2 separate regions of the Homo sapiens genome follow, and region 2 is linked to region 1. Evidence: chromatin loops called from intact Hi-C (ENCODE). Cell type or tissue: PC-3. All regions are shown on one strand. Links, peaks and the distances in the headings refer to the core of each region. The heading gives the core; the rest is flanking DNA.

What was found. Peaks named below come from ENCODE experiments on the same cell type or tissue, not always from the same donor. Only the 100,000 strongest peaks of a DNase experiment are listed, where the experiment ranks them.
Region 2: it touches region 1 in a loop (22-fold over the local background); 1 of 110 quality-filtered maps calls a loop at or near these places.

The regions. Positions count from the first base shown.
Region 1 is chr9:105,189,556-105,194,935 of GRCh38, reverse strand. No RefSeq gene overlaps it. Among named protein-coding and RNA genes, the nearest start is that of SLC44A1, 52 kb to the left of the region's middle. In PC-3, for the core only: no CTCF peak of the experiment used is centred there; a DNase peak (open chromatin) is centred at 3,045; H3K4me3 peaks cover 396 bases; H3K27ac peaks cover 2,268 bases.
Region 2 is chr9:104,853,242-104,858,621 of GRCh38, reverse strand. It overlaps ABCA1 (ATP binding cassette subfamily A member 1), which reads left to right. Exons shown (of 50, transcript NM_005502.4): 7 at 1-100. Among named protein-coding and RNA genes, the nearest start is that of ABCA1, 72 kb to the left of the region's middle. In PC-3, for the core only: no CTCF peak of the experiment used is centred there; a DNase peak (open chromatin) is centred at 3,791; H3K4me3 peaks cover 827 bases; H3K27ac peaks cover 3,966 bases.

The DNA.
Region 1 (5,380 bases), core at 206-5,205:
AATTTTAGTAAGTGGTGCTGTATGCTATATATGTGGATTTGCCTCAAAGTTTTAAAAAATGGCAAGCAGAAATGGAATTCTTTTTTAATAATCACCTTTGGTTATTGTATAATGTTATTTGATTATAATATAGTTTTGAGATTGATCGACATAGATCTTTGAATTAATAAAAATCACAATATATTTATGTCTGCCTTCTTCTCCAAAGGATTTGTGGCAGCTTCCAAAAATATACAGTATACTACAGTAAAAAATTAAGTAGGGAAATCTGAGCAAACAGAAAAAAACAAAGGGTAGCCAGATTACAATAAAGTAGCAAAGAGTAGCAAATTATAGTAAAGCCAGAGATAAGGTCAGCATACAAAATTTTGAGGTCCTACGCATTGTTAAAGATGGGCCACCAACTTAAAATTGAGCTTCCTAAAATGAATGCAAAGAGGTCTTATTCACAGTGTACGTAAAATAAAGTCAAATTCCTAGAACTGAGAATGAAGAGAAACTTCTCTTGCGTAATCCTCCAGAAAATACTTTGTGACAGCCTTTGACAACATGTCTATAAAAGGCTCCCAAACAAAATTTTTTTATGGTCTCTTAAAAATGATCTCCCTCCCTGTAGGTTAATGTCAAAACACCAGCCACAACAAGCAAAAGCCAAATCAATTTTCTCCGATGGTTTGACTTGATCCAAAGATAACATTTTGATGGCTCAGAGGAATGGTTGAACTACACATCCTTTAGGTAATTCTTCAAAAATATTATTTTCTGCAACTGGAACTTGGATAAAGATTAGATACTTGAAAGTTTAGTGTTTTCTCTGGTGTCAACCTGCAAGAGAAAGGTTGTGTTGTCAATAAAGGAAACAGTCAAATGCTTTGACAAGCTACTTGTCAAAAAGGTCCTAAATAAGCCATTTGGAACCAAGGAGCAACAATTTAATGTACAAATTTTCTCAAGGTGGATTTAAAAAAATGAATGCCTAGGATCTGTGACACCTAGGTGATATCTAGGTGGGGCAATATCTCTGAAAGTAGGAATAGTCATTTCGCTGTCCTGGTACAGAGTCAGAGAAAACAGCATCTAGAATAAGAAAGAGATAAGTCCCATCCATTTGAGAGAATATGTTAATTTGGAAGTAAAGGAGGAAGTGTTGGATTCAGTTAATGTATTTTAAGTGCCTGCCATGTGTTAGGCATATGGACTAGACGGTGCCATTGGTCCAGGATAGCTTGGCTGCTGAATAGAAATATACTGATAAAAGTGAGAAAGACAAAGTTGGGTTTGCTAGGGACGTGGGGGGCAACCATAACCACAGGTAAGGCTGCCAAAAGGGAAGCAGTGGGTAAACAGCTATGTGTGACAATTTGGCCCTTGGTAATTGAGTGGGTGGCTAGGGTTATCCTGAGACTGCACTACCCCCTATGGAGTAATGTCCCACCCCGGGGTCACCAGGGTAAATTAATGAAGACAAACAACAACTTTACACTAAGTATTTTGGAGAAGTTTATTGTCCATGTGAAGCCAGCTGGTGGCACAGAAGTAGGCGATGAAAAGTCTCAAGGTCAACTCAAAGTAATAAGCCGTTCCCCACATAGTTTTTATAGGTTAATTCCTTTTTCCTCACTGTAATATCTTCTTCACTCTCCACCAGATTTAGCATCCCTTTCCTGTTGTAGGTTAACAACCGTATCCTTTAAGTGGGACTATTACCAAAAGAAGCAGAAATAGGAGCATTTGCTATTTCTCTTGGAGAGCCCATTCACACATTCCTCTTCTTGCAACTGCTTGGTATCTTGAATCCCAAAGAGCCGTAGCAGTATCTGGCCTCTTCTGACATCTTAGAACCAAGCATACTATTTAAATGCACGTGAGTCTTTGCTACATTCAAGCAACTGAGCCACATAAATCTTAAATATCAAATAAAAAAGAAGGCTTTCTAACTGGTTAACGAAACTGGTTGTAAAAAATGTCTCCAACCGAGAGAGAACACAGACCTGCCTTTAGCTGCCTCTGTTCTTTAAAAGTGAAAATGCAGCATGTTAGAGAAAGTAAGAGAGTGGCAGCCTTCAAATTCTGTCTTGTAGACTGGAATAGTAAAACGAACCCCAATTCTGCTCAGGTGTCTTCCTTTAAGCCTAAGTGAAGACTGTAAGTCTATTGTAACAGCAACGGGGCCAGGCTCAGTGGCTCATGCCTGTAATCCCAGCACTTTGGGAAGCCAAGGTGGGCAGATCACTTGAGGTCAGGAGTTTGAGACCAGCCTGGCCAACATGGTGAACCCTGTCTCTACTAAAAATACAAAAATTAGCTGTGCATGGTGGCATGCACCTGTAGTCCCAGCTACTCGGGAGGCTGAGGCAGGAGAATCACTTGAACCCGGGAGGTAGAGGTGCAGTGGGCCAAGATCGCACCACTGCACTCCAGGCTCGGTGACAGAATGAGACTCCTGTCTCAAAGTAAAAAGAAAAAAATGGGAAGCAAAGGGAGGATTTTGGCTGCTTTTGCATTTTGAAGCCCTGAGAGATTCGTTTTCTTTCAGGGTACCTTGGAAAAGAGAATAGTTTAAGAGCAGCCTCAAGGGAGTCCAGACAACAGAAGAAAAGTTAAAGAGTCAGGAGAGTTTTGTTTTTTTTGTTTTTTGTTTTTTTTTTTGGAGACTTAGACAAATTTCAGTGTGCTGATGAATCCAACACAGTCCCAACTATCCTGTCATAGGAAATGAAATTTTGATCTGAAGTCAGGTTTCAGAAACACTCAGGAAAGTCTGTAAACCTAGCAAAACCCCAATTCAGCTGCTTTCTCACGCTCTTCAAAAGTACTCTGAATCCTGTCCTTTTCTTTTCCTTGACTGAAGTGGCTGTAGCACTAAAGAGTTGGCTAGCCAAGGTCATGGCTCTGGTGTAAAATGACCTAGTTTCCCAGATCACTCCTCCTGGGCAGCTAGACCCACTGTTGTCTCCTGTTTGATTGTGAAAGCATTGAACTTTCGACTTACAAAACCGCAAACTGAAAAATGGGTGTCGTTTTAAGTCACGAAATTTGTGGTAATTTTTATGTAGCAATAGAGAACAAATACAAACACCTTCCTCTTTCATTCCTCAGAAAAAAAGTTGAGAAGACCCATTACTCAGCTGTATGCACAAGGAAAAAGGGCATTCCTAGAATATGGGTGTGGATCTCTATAAAACAGGCATTTGTGAGTACAACTCCCTTTTTGAGAAAGGATCTGGGTGTCTGAATCCTCACTAATGAAACCGTGGAAATACTGATTCCAACCTAATAGAGGAGTCTCTCCTCTTTAGAGTATAGCAGATCCAACTCAACGGTTGCAGCACATTTAAAGTCCGCTAAAATGTGCAGCGAGTATTGCACACAGTAACACAACGGGACTAATAAAAGGATAAGAAAACAGAGTCTAGGCGCAGTAGCTCACGCCTGTAACCTCAGTGCTTTGGGAGGCCAAGGCGGGAGGATCACCTGAGGTCAGGGGCTCGAGACCAGCCTGACCAAGATGGTGAAACCCCGTCTCTACTAAATACAAAAAATTAGCCCAGTGTGGTGGCTCATGCCTGTAATCTCAGCTACTTGGAAGGCTGAGGCACCAGAATTGCTTGAATCTGGCAGGCAGAGGTTGCAGTGAGCTGAGACGACACCATTGCACTCCAGCCTGGGCGACAGAGTGAGACTCCATCTTTGTTGTTGTTGTTTTTTCTTTTTTTTTTTTTGAGACGGAGTCTCGCTCTGTCGCCCAGGCTGGAGTGCAGTGGTACGATCTCAGCTCACTGCAAGCTCCGCCTCCCGGGTTCATGCCATTCTCCTGCCTCAGTCTCCCCGTAGCTGGGACTACAGGCGCCCACTACCACGCCCAGCAAATTTTTTGTATTTTTAGTAGAGACGGGGTTTCACAGTGTTAGCCAGGATGGTCTCGATCTCCTGACCTTGTGATCCGCCCGCCTCGGCCTCCCAAAGTGCTGGGATTACAGGTGTGAGCCACCGCGCCCGGCCTGAGACTCCATCTTTAAAAAAAAAAAAAAGGGAAACGGGACTGCTGGGGGCAGGAGGTGGCCAAGGTGGTCGACTAGAAGCAGGTAGTGTGCGTAGCTCTCACAGAGAGGAATCAAAGGGGTGAGTAAATACAGTACCTTCATTGAAACATCCAGGTACATGCATTGGGACTAATCAAGGAAACAACTTGACCCATGGAGAATGGAGAATAGCAGGGCAGGACAGTAGCTCACTCAGGAGTGCCACAGAGCCAGGGGAGCCTCCCCCTGCCCAGGGAAGTGGTGAGAGCATATGTGACCCTGGGAACCCACCCTGTTCCCAAAGATCTTTGTAATCCTTGTGTCAGGAGATCCCCTCGTGAACCCACTCCACCAGGGCCTTCAGTCTGACACACAGAGCTACATGGAGCCTTGGCAGAGCAGCTGCTCAGGTACATGCAGAGACCCAGGAGCCTTAGATACCTGGGCTTTCTGGGCTTCCTGACAAAAGTAGCTGCAATTCCAGCAAAGTGGGAGGTTAGACCCCCCTAGGAAAGGGGCTGAATCCAGGGGGCCGAGCAGTGACATTCTGCAGGTTCCACTTCCATGACACCTCACAGGATAAGACCCACTGGCTTGGAATTCCAGCCAGCCACCAATAGCAGTGCTGCACTTCCCTGGGACAGAACTTACAGGGGAAGGGACAGGTCACCATCTTTGCTGCTTGGGCTACTTAGCTGTTCCAGTCCTGGCTTTGGCGAGTCCAGGCTGACCGGGGATGGAAGTAGTCCCCCAGCACAGCACAGCTGCTCTACGAAAATGTGGCCAGACTGCTTTTTAAAGCAGGTTCCTGTTCCCATTCCTCCTCACTGGGCAGGACCTCACAACCAGGGTCTCCAGCCACTCTCGCCAGTGTTCTTCGGCTGACAGAGATTTGAAACCTCCCTGGGATAGAGCTCCCAGAGAGGGACCGGGCCACCATCTTTGCTGCTGGGCAACTTAGCCATTCTAGCCTTTGGAGAGTCCAAGCCAACCCAGGACGGAAGCGGTCCCCCAGCATAGCACAACGGCTTTACATAAACGTGGCTCAACAATTTTTTAAGTGGGTCCCTGAACCTGTTTCTCCTCACTGGATGGGACCTCCCAGATGGGGTCACCAGCCACCTCCTACAGGTATGTTCAGGCCAGCAACAGATTCGTACCTCTCTGGCACAGAGTTCCCAGAGGGAGAGAAAGGCTGCTGTCTTTGCTGTTTTATAGCCTTCACTGTTGATACCTTCAGGTTCTAGAAAATCCAAGGTGACTAGGGAATGGAGCAGGCCCTCAGCATACTGCAGCAGCCCTACGGAAAAGTTGCCATACTTATATGGGTGTCCGTTCCCATACTTCCTTACTGGGAA
Region 2 (5,380 bases), core at 140-5,139, 340 kb after region 1:
TGACCAAGAAGTTTCTGAGCTTTGTGGCCTACCAAGGGAGAAACTGGCTGCAGCAGAGCGAGTACTTCGTTCCAACATGGACATCCTGAAGCCAATCCTGGTGAGTAGACTTGCTCACTGGAGAAACTTCAAGCACTAATGCTTTCGGAATGTGAGGCTTTTCCTTGGACAGCATGACTTTGTTTTGTAGAAAAGTACGGCTGGCTGGGAGTTTGTGATATAATTTAGTTCAGTGGTATTCTAAGTGTTCTTAGTGTTCTTTCAGACTTTTGGGCCATCTCCCAAAGGGTGAATGGGAAGAATAAGCTGGGTGTGGCTGAGTTTAAGCCAAAAGTTTTTTGTGCTTGTTTCAATCAGAGAAGACCTGCTTTTTCATGTTTTTACTATTATAATACTAAGCAAGAGCTCATTTGAAAACAGAGTTCTTCATATTTAAAAAAAAAAAGTCTTGAAACCATTGATGGGAAGATGGATATCTATTTATGTTTAAAAACCCATCATAAAGATGACATTGTGGGCTGTCACAGTTGGAAGGCCCTGGAATTAGATGAGACCACACTATTTAGCTTACTTAGTAATAACATTGCAAAGAAAAATTCCGACGAAGTTTTTTCAGCCTAGGAATCAATAGTTCAGAGAAGCACTCTATGAGAATACCCATTCATTCTTAACCAAAAAATACTGGTGAGCCTGAGCAGTTTGGTCATCAGAGTGTTTTATATAGTTCCAGAACAAATATGTCTCTAGGTGTTCTGAGAGCTCTGGTGAAATTCCTCTCGCTACCCCAAACATCATCATTTAATATCCAGGATTCTGGTTTTCTACTCACCAGATAGATTCTCTTAAAACCAGGGAAAGATTCCTGGAGGAAGGATGTATCTGGAAAGAGATGTTCCTTATTATAATAAAATGAAATTGTAATACTCTTGGATTTTGTGCAGCACGAATTCTTTATAGAGAGTTGGTCCTCCCAGAGAATTAAGAATACTCAGTTTCTGGACCCTGTTCCCAGATCATACCCTAGAATGTGACCTTAGAAACACACTTCAGGATTCATACCTTTGATTGACCATCAAAAAGTTTTTGTATCGGCCAGGTGTGGTGGCTCACGCCTGTAATCCCACCACTTTCGGATGCCACGGCGGGCAGATCACGTGAGGTCAGCAGTTTGAGACCAGCCTGGCCAACATGGTGAAACCCTGTCTCTACAAAAATACAAAAAATAGCCGGGCGTGATGGTGGGCACCTGTAATTCCAGCTACTCGGGAGGCTGAGGCAGGAGGATCGCTTGAGCCTAGGAGGTGGAGGCTGCAGTGAGCTGAGATCTGTCTCACTCTGTTGCCCAGGCTGGAGTGCAGTGGCGCGATCTCGACTCACTGCAACCTCCGCCTCTCAGGCTTAAGTGATTCTCATGCCTCAGCCTCCGAGTACCTGGGACTACAGGCACCTGCCACCACGCCCAGCTATTTTTTGTATTTTTAGTAGACATAGGGTTTCACTATGTTGCCCAGCTGGTCTCGAACTCCTGAGCTCAAGTGATCTGCCCACCTCGGCCTCCCAAAGTGTTGGGATTAAAGGCATGAGTCACCGTGCCTGGTCCCATGTTATAATTTTAAAGTAAGGTATATTTCTCTACAGGGATCTTTGCAACCCTAAGTAACTGGCCTAAAAAGTTAGAGAAGCTGACTTGTGCAGACATTTGCAGCCTGTTGGTCTTTTTTGTGCTGTGAATCATAGAGGGTGAAAGGTTATTATGAATGGTACAAAACTTTGTTACAAAACCATTTTCTTGGACTGTTTTGGGCTGCTTCACTGCATGACAAATGCTCACCCTTTCAGCTGGAATGATTGAAATTTTGGAAAAGATGGGTGTTTTTAGAAGACATTGTAATTTGTTCCGGTGCTGTGCCCATTCATTCCATTTCACTTCTGTTTACTCATTAAACACCTATTGTGTACACAACCCGGTAAAATCCCTCCACTCACACAATGCCTGAATTATACTCATAGTAGAATGACTGTTTAGCCCTCATCATCTGATAATTAACAGCTCAGGTTTCAACCTGACAGTATCTCTCTGGGAGGATTAGCAGCGTGACAGAGTGCAGGGAAATGCACCTTCAGAACCGTCAGCTACACTGTGTCCCATCCTGCTGTGTTGTGGTTGTGCCTTGTGGATGCGTTGGTTTATGACCAGGTATTGATTAAGGTGGCTACTACCAGGTGCTTTCTGCATATCTCGGGTTTGTGGAGCACTCAGGTTCTGCTTCTGCCCCTCTGCTGTTACCAAGAGACCTCTCTTCAAAATGGGGCTCTTGAGTTAGAGTAGAATGAGTGATCAGGATTGTTTTGTGTAAAGATGATTTCTGAGGAAGGCTTTAGGATGAAATGACTTCCAAACATTTTGAAATGTGACTCTTACTTATTGAATTAAGCAGGGCCTTAATTGGAATGCTGGGACTGATACTTGATTTGCATTAAGCAGCCTTTTTCTATTGCTGCTTGGTTGAAATTTCAACATTTGTGATGGTAGATGGATGTGACATGTGATGACATTGCACATGGGCAGTTAACTGTGCCAAGAAGTGCAGCAGTAGCAGCAACCGGAGATGCAAAGCCCAACATGATGGGGAGAGAAACTCTTCTTTCAATATGTGCTTCTGTACCAAAAGTGGAATTTCACGAGAGACATATTTTGAAACATTTCTCCTTTTGTGTGTGCGTGAGTGTTTCCCTGTTTCCAGCCAAGGGTATTGTGAGTTTCTCCTGGGCCTCCTTCAGAATCTGGGTGCTCTGGAAAGCAGTGTTTTGGCAACATGGGGAAAGTATGGCAGTGTGGGAGGGTCAGCTGGGTCTGGGTTTGAATATTGCATTTGAATATTTTACCAGCATTGATGTCGGATAAATTATTTAGTCCCTGTAAGCCTCAGTTTTCTCTTCTTCTACATACACATAATATATTTGACTCTTTGTTGTGATTATTGGTTACACATATGAAGAGCCTGGTGTGGGGCCTGGCACACAATAGGTGCTCAATAAATAGAAGTTGATAATTTAATTGACATGAGTAGTAGAAATTATGTCCTTGAAAACAATTGCGTCAAGATAGAAGTTTTCAGCCAGGCACAGTGGCTCACATCTGTTGTAATCCCAGCATATTGTGGGGGCCGAGGCGGATGAATCACTTGAGGCCAGGAGTTCAAGACCAGCCTGGCCAACGTGGTGAAATCCCCTCTCTACTAAAAATACACATATTTGCCAGGCAGGCGTGGTGGCGCACACCTGTAATCCCAGCTACTGAAGAGGCTGAGGCACAAGAATCGCTTGAACCCAGGAGGTGGAAGTTGCAGTGAGCTGAGATCACTCCACTGCATTCCAGCCAGCGTGACAGAGTGAGACTCTGTCTCAGAAAAAGAAAAAAAAGATAGAAGTTTTCTTCTGTAGATCAGTGTTAGAACTCATACCAAGCGAAGTGGTCCTGGTGAGTATTTCAGTGAAAAACTGCATTCTTGCTCAGATATTGTCAAGACTTTTCACCCAAAGATTCTTATTTATGTCTCAGTCCGTACCTTGTGTGAAAATTAATACTGGATGTCAGAACGCTGTTGTGTTTTTAAAGTTCCCTGGGGTTAAGAGCAGTTTCCATTAGGTGTTCTCTGCTTTTTACTTAAAAATCTTACTCATGCATTGAGCAATATTTATTCAGTTCTTATTATGTGTCAGGTATTTTCTAGGAGCTGGACTCAACTCAAAAGATATCCTTTTGATGAGAACAAAGGTGGGTGGATATATGAAATATTATCTGTGGGATAAATGCACTTAGTCATGAGGGAGACTTGTTATGGAGTGCGCTCATTGTATTTGTACTGTTGAGTTAACAACTTCTAGGAGGAGCTCAGGGCCACCTGGCAGGGGCTTCTTTTGTCTTGCTGCTCAGCAAGGTGTATTTTGCTGTAGAGTGTGCTGGGCAGGTGAACTTTTCTTAACTTTCTCTTGGGTCCTTCCTAAAGCAGCATGTACCTTTCCCAGAGCGAGGAGAGGGCCACCTTCCTGTCTCACAGAAACCTCCAATCTGTTTTGGACTGCAGGAAGGAGCCATAGTAGTGGACCAGCAAATTTTGGCCCGAGAGATTGATTTGCTTCCGATTGTACTTTTTTTTTTTATTGCTACTATAACAAGTCACCAAATACTTAGCAGTTTATAACCACATACATTTATTATTTCATAAGGCCAGAAGCCAGGATACAGTAGAGCTCACCTAGGTCTACTTCTTAGAGGCTCACAGGGCTGATATCAAGGTGTTTGTGGGGCTGTGTTTTTTTGGGGGGGCTCTGAAGATGAATCTGCTTTGGAGCTCATCCAGGATATCAGATGAATTCAGTCCCGTGCAGTTGTAGGACTGAAGTCCATTTCCTTGCTGGCTGTCAGCAGGGGCTGGTTTTTGCTCCTAAAGGTTGCCATCATTCCTTCTTATGCTTTTCATGTGACTCCTCTCCCACAAGTGGGTTGAGTATCTCTCACACTTTAAACCTCTGACGCCTCCTGTCACATCTGTCTCCAGTCAGAGAAAGTTCTTTACTTTTAAGGGCTCAGGTGTTTAGTTTGGGCCCATTCACATAATCCAGGATAATCTCCTTATTTTGAGGTTCATAACTTTAATTACATCTACACAGTGCATTTGCTATGAAATGTGCATATTCACAGACTCCAGGAATAGGGTGTGGACATCTTTGCAGGGGATATTCAGTCTGCTGTAGCTTTCTTGATTGGAAGGAATAGTTTATCATATATTTGAAGTGTTCCCTCAGTGCCTTTGGCTTTTGTTGACCCCTCTGCAGCTCTCTGCTTTTTCTTGCCCATATTTGGAAAGTGACTCTAAAGCATAATAAGCATCACCTATTAGGGTTTTTAATGTACAAACCAAACAGAGGTGACTTTGGGAGGAGAACATCTCTGAACTAGGTATGAGACATTCATCGAAAAAAATCCATCAAGTGTTTATTGTATGTCTGCTTTATACCAGCACTGTTCTAGGCACTGAAGTTCGACCACCAACAAGGCAGTTGTGATGCACTTGGAGCTTTCATTCTGATGGGCATTGAGATCCAGGCTGAAGGCTGAGTCTGGGAATTTGAGGAATTCTTTGTAGGTCCTGGGTCTACAGAGTGAGAGCTGTCCTCGTTCCAGTTTCACTGATGACCTCTCGACCAGCTCCCTCACAGCAGTCTTTGCCAACACAGACACTGTGGGCTGTAGTGGGAGGAATGTGGGGTTGAATGAGCTAGGTTTGGGCTCTGTCCTTGACTCACCATTGCCTCAGTGATGTGAAAATGGTGTCTGATCCTTAAGGTTGGAAGTCCAGGCATGCAGATTTATCTC